Linked DNA regions of Homo sapiens: region 2 is linked to region 1. Evidence: read pairs that join two places in POLR2A ChIA-PET (ENCODE). Cell type or tissue: Panc1. All regions are shown on one strand. Each heading gives the region's core, and the rest is flanking DNA. Links, peaks and the distances in the headings are about the cores only.

The links. ChIA-PET counts read pairs that join two places held together with the same protein. Peaks named below come from ENCODE experiments on the same cell type or tissue, not always from the same donor. Only the 100,000 strongest peaks of a DNase experiment are listed, where the experiment ranks them.
Region 2: POLR2A ChIA-PET joins it to region 1 with 8 read pairs; 5 of 35 experiments call an interaction of 5 or more read pairs at or near these places.

Annotation. Positions count from the first base shown.
Region 1 is chr6:142,773,376-142,776,300 of GRCh38, forward strand. HIVEP2 (HIVEP zinc finger 2) reads right to left here. Exons shown (of 10, transcript NM_006734.4): 4 at 2,772-2,816; 5 at 1-1,750. The coding sequence starts at 1,363. Among named protein-coding and RNA genes, the nearest start is that of HIVEP2, 170 kb to the right of the region's middle. In Panc1, for the core only: no CTCF peak of the experiment used is centred there; no DNase peak of the experiment used is centred there.
Region 2 is chr6:142,831,690-142,834,614 of GRCh38, forward strand. The region is part of intron 2 of HIVEP2 (HIVEP zinc finger 2); the gene reads right to left. Among named protein-coding and RNA genes, the nearest start is that of HIVEP2, 110 kb to the right of the region's middle. In Panc1, for the core only: no CTCF peak of the experiment used is centred there; a DNase peak (open chromatin) is centred at 1,562.

The DNA of each region.
Region 1 (2,925 bases), core at 334-2,833:
TGCCCTTCCTACCCATTGCGGCACGCTCCTGACTTGTGGTTGTAACACTGAGTGCATTTCTCGGACTAAGCCGACAGTATTTTCCAAAGATGATTTCTTCATAAGACTTTGCATTTGTGTTGGGAGGGCTTATTTGCTGCTCAGCACTTTCTGAGCGAGAAAAGTAACCAGAATCAGTGCTTCCTTTACTGTGCGGGCTCAGAAGGTTGAGCGATGGCTCAGAATCTTGTCCTTTTTTCTCTGACAGTCTTAGTGCAAGTTTCTGTTTGACTGTGTGCGAATCATCAGCCTTAGTATTTAAAGATGGATTTGGTAGCATATCAGGGCCAATATACTGAGAGCTTTCATTAGGGAGAGGAATCCCACTTTTAGGGATAATCAAAATCGGCACCTTCATTGGACCTCCCAATGATTCTTCCAATGACCCATGATAGCCGCCTCTGCTGGCAATGTCCAGTGGGATGGGTGGACCAGGACTCATTTTGTCAGAAGCCTCGGCAAATAAAGAACTCTCCTCATCTGTGTCTGTACTCTGTTCACCATCTGAATGTATTTCTGCTTCTACATCAATAAAACCAGCCTCTAGGTCCAATTTAGATACAGCTGACTCTGTGAAAGGTACTAATCCTGCCTTAATTGCATGGGCATGTGACTTCCTGTGCTTGTACAAATTGCTCTTTGTCTTGAAAGAGAAACCACAAGGTATACATGGATATGGCCGCTCCCCAGTATGGGACCTGATGTGTTTTTTCAGTACACTAGGTTTGGCACACGCTCTGCTGCAGTAAGGGCAAATGTACTTGCCAGGCTTTTTGGGTTTGTGCTCTTTCTTGTGAGCCTCTTCTGCCTGTTCAATACTTTTCTGGGAGTATTGGCTATAAGCAGGGTTCAGACTTGAAATCTTTTTTCTAGGATAACCACCACTGTGGCCATGTATAGGAAAAGGAAATAAGTCCTCAGAGGCAACGGATGGCAAAGGGCCAGGGAAAAGCCACGGAGGACCTTCGAGGCTCTGATGTGGCTTGGTGCTGTGCATGACCCCCTGTGGCAATGAGTGCTGAGGGAAAGAGAGTGAGTGTTGGCATGAGTAAGGACTCGGACGATGCGGTGGATATTGCTTCTCTGCGACTTGCTGCACCACTTCACTAGGGGAGGCCAGTTTCCCAGAACCAAACAGTTGTGCTGATGCTGTGTTTCCGATTTGCTCAGGCTCTATTTGTGGTTGCCGCTGTCCTTCATGACTGCCAAAAGTGCTCATCTTAATAACAGCTGATTGTTCCTGTCTCCATCTACCTGATGCTTTATCAGTTTCTCCAGACCTTGAGGTAGCTTTTTGTCCTAGAGCTGTGTCCCCAGTGTCCATTTTGTTACACAAGGTCTTAAGTGCTAGTTCCCCTGAAAGCAGTGCAGACTCATGGAGTGTCTCCAAAGCTGTGCTTCTTAAAGCTTGGTTGCTTCCATGTTCCAGGGTGTCTGCAAACTTGCTGATTGCTCCTTCTCTTTGGAACCTTCCACACGCACACCACAGTCGATGGGCATTAGCTAGTAATGTCCTTGGACCAGGGCTATAACACAGTTCTCTCCATTGTAGAAACGTCCATCCAAAAGCTAAGTGCAAATCTATAAAGATTTCTTATGGCATTTGAAAATTTTCAACTAGGATGAAATTGGGATGATGAATAGTCTAGGAGAAATTTTGCCCATCAACTAGAGCAAAGTTCAATTGCCAGTTTCACTAAGATAAAATGATCTGAAGAAAAAGAAAATACAAAGAGATTGTCATAACAGTTTCAAATAAGAAACCAAAAAAAAAAAAAACCTAACTAACCAACCAGAAATTAGATAAATTTGAAATGTTTTTTACTCCAAGGAATTATTTTTATTGAGATTACATTAATTCCACAATTAAAATATATTAATTTCAAACTCAGCATTAAGTCATGAACATAAGTCTCTTCCATGTTTGAATTTTGGTCACTCTTTTAAATACTTTTTAACTTTAGAAAACCATTTGAAGGAAAATCCTTGATGGATATTATCTACAAAAGTATAAGGTTTTAGAAAGCCCCATTAAAAAAAAATAGAGCTATTCCTAACCAAGTTTTATGACTTGTATGCCAAAGTGTATTACATATCTCTATATAGAGATATGTTTTATAGCTTAATACAAACAATATGTGGCCAGGCATGGTGGCTCACGCCTGTAAACCCAGCATTTGGGGAGGCTGAGGCAGGTGGATCACGAGGTCAAGAGACTGAAACCATCCTGGCCAAAATGGTGAAACCCCGTCTCTACTAAAAATACAAAAATTAGCTGGGTGTGGTGGCATGCACCTGTAGTCCCAGCTACTCGGGAGGCTAAGGGAGGGGAATTGCTTGAACCCGGGAGGCAGAGGTTGCAGTGAGCTGACATCATGTCACTGCACTGCAGCCTGGCGACAGAGCGAGACTCCATCTCAAAAAAAAACCATATATATAGTTACATATTAATATAAAATATAAATATAACATAGTATACATATAAGCATACATATATGATACATGTTTTATAAAATACATAATTCATAAAGTATTATATATTACTATAAAGTATAACTATATTTTACAGCTTAAAATCAGTGATTAATAAAATGACATCAAGGCTATAAGAATTAGATGTCACAGAACTTTGGAAAAGATAAAAGGGTGCATCTAAACAAAACAATTATAAAGTCTTCTTAATATAGAAAACAAAGCATATTTCTAGGACAGTTTAAAAACGAAATGATTACCTGAACAGTTTAGAGTTCTTATGGGCATGATTGTCCTGACGCTTCCTGGATACAAAATAAATGCAGTTAGGGAAAATTGTTCCATTAAACCTTACCATCGATATATACAAATACAAATTCCAATTTCCAGTTCATTATATAAAGGGTTCACAAT
Region 2 (2,925 bases), core at 332-2,831, 58 kb after region 1:
GTTTTTAGGTTTGTTCTGCTGTGTGGGGAAGGGGTTTGTTACTCTTTTACTTTAAGAGCAATTTTTGCACTACAAAATTCATAAATTTGTATTCATGACCTGGCTCTGGATATTTAATAGGTATCAGACTTGCAGATTCATCTCACAAATATAATTAAAATTAAACCTGTGTCCAGGTATCGATTTTCAGTCCCCAAAGTGAATTTTAAAACAGAAACTTGGCCAGGTGCAGTGGCTCACACCTATAATCACAGCATTTTGGGAGGCCAAGGTGGGTGGATCACCTGAGGTCAGGAGTTCAAGACCAGACTGGCCAACATAGTGAAACTCCATCTCTACTAAAAATGCAAAAAATCAGCTGGGCATGGTGGTGGGTGCCTGTATACCAGCTACTAGGGAGGCTGAGGCAGGAGAATCGCTTGAACCCAGGAGGCACAGGTTGCAGTGAGCCGAGATTGTGCCACTGCACTCCATCCTGGGCAACAAGAGTGAAATTCTGTCTCAAAAAAAAAAAAAACAGAAAACAAAAAACAAAAACAAACAAAAAAAACCTCACAAGCAATTATTTTTATTAAACCCAACAAATATTTATTAAATGTCTACTATTTTTTCAATCACCATTTTTAAGAATAAAGAAGACACAAGCAATTTACAGTGCAGGCATATGACAGGAAAACTTCACATAAATTACTTTATTATAAAGTGCAAGTACAAAAATGCATACAAAAAGTGGCATGAGAGAAGTATAAATTGTTAAGGGGTGATGCGGGCAAAGGAGCTCAAACATGAAGAGAAGTAATACTACAATAAAATTATTAACCAGACTCCGACGTCAGTAAAGTGCATTAACCCAAAATGCAAATAATAGATGAGGTAGAAAATGCGATTAAGAAAGCGAATTTTTCTCTTGGCAATTCATGGGTGAGACATCAATGTGATATCAGATTCAAACATAAAATAAAGATCTCTATGTGGGGGATTTTGTCCAATATCCAATTAAAGGATTTATAGTGAAAACTGTAACTGCCAAGGGAACCGGAACTCCAGAGGCCATTCTTGATCCACAAGGGATATTGCTTGGAAATCATGAGATTCTCAGATCAGGGAAGTGATTGGGTAAACTTAACAATTGGTATCATCAGGTTTCAGTTTCCAGAAGGTGATAACTGACAGAGGTCTGGAAAATTTACAGTCCACATCTTTCTACAGCATTTTATTCCTTGGACTACCTCAAGATTCCCTAAAAGTATAAGATTTGACTCTGCCCCCAGATTTTGATACGGCTGGCTTCTATTTCTTTATGTCAGTCATAATAAAAAGAACATAGTGGCCACATCCACAACGCTCCAACATTTGAACACTGCCAGTTAACTAGACTGGTGACTTGGTAGTGACTGACATGTTAGCCAAAAATGGGAGAAACAGAGTTGGATTCTGGTTCTATGACTCACTAGTGCTGTGACTTTAAGCAAATTACTCAACTAAAACCAACCCCCCCACCATGAAGCCTCCGGTCCCTTATACACAAAATAAAGTGTGAGTAATAACTACATAATAGCTATTGCCTCAAATGAGATAATGTACATGGAAGCCATTTGCAGACAGAGAGTAAGTCATTACACAAATATTAATTCATGCCATCATAGAAACAAGGCATATGATCAGTCACTAAGATTCACTGTGTAGGTTTTGCATGGAGAGTGAAAAATGAGAGGCTCCTTCACACAGCCATCCTATACTGCAAACTGAAGGAGACAGGAAGGATAGACAGAAGGAAATACTATGAAATGATATGAAAGAAGCCTTCAGTCAGGGTTTCAGATGGCTGCAGCATGCTTGTGGAACAAAATGGGATTTGCTCATACTACTGGTTTAGTTAATACTTACTGATGGAATGATGAATATGTGAATGAAAACTTATTAAATGCATGAACGAATGAAGGTATAACCAGGTAAAATACTTGAAAAACAAAGCAGGAAGAGTCAAATTGTGAATAAGAAAAAATAAGAAAATAATTTTGGAAAAATGAAGCCATGTAGCTCAAATAAGCTAACAGTACTGGGCTCCACTCACCTAAGCTAGAATAGCAAAACAAAGGGCAGTCTTTGTAAGGAGGCCAGAAGAAATGTAGAGCATACATAAGAGTCCACATTTTCACATCAGTTTGTAAATATTAATACTCAAACATAAATACTGATAGCCTCTTCTGTTATCTCAAAATACAAGGAACCAAACAGAAGACTTGTATGCATCTGAAGAGCTATAAAAATATAAAAGGAAGTCCTGTATAATAGGAAACATTTTGAAGGCCACAATATACTGAAACTTAAAGGTCTACTCTGAATGATCTGTGATAGCAGAAGTTATAGTACACCCGGAGATAACAGATAGCAAATCTAATTTGCAACCTTATCAAATCGTTATAAGACCAGCTAAAAGGTATCCAAATAGAATGAATTAAAAGGGTTTTCTTCCTTTTCATTTTCCTAATTGGTATAAGTAATAATAAGAAAAAACATATAAAGGCATATCAAAGAGAAAGGAGAGATAAACAGATGAAGAAAAGGTTTGGGGAAATCACAAAATATAGCAATTTCCACAGAACACAGAATTATGTATTTTGGACTTCCTAATTTAAAGTAAGACTTCAGTGATGTCTGACTCCAGAAATTACTAACAGTAATAATTGTATAATTATCAGCAAATTAATTACTGCTCTTTAACCCAATATTTTCAAGTTTATGAGAGTCTTAATAATTTTCACCTTCTTTTTTTAGGAAGGAATATCACTTACATAATTCCTAAATAAATATATCCAATGTAGTGACAGCATATAAATCTGATCACCCATGTGTTTAAAAGCCCAGACTCCAGCTAATATCACTTTAAAATGAATAATGTCAAGACCAGTCAAAAACATTCAC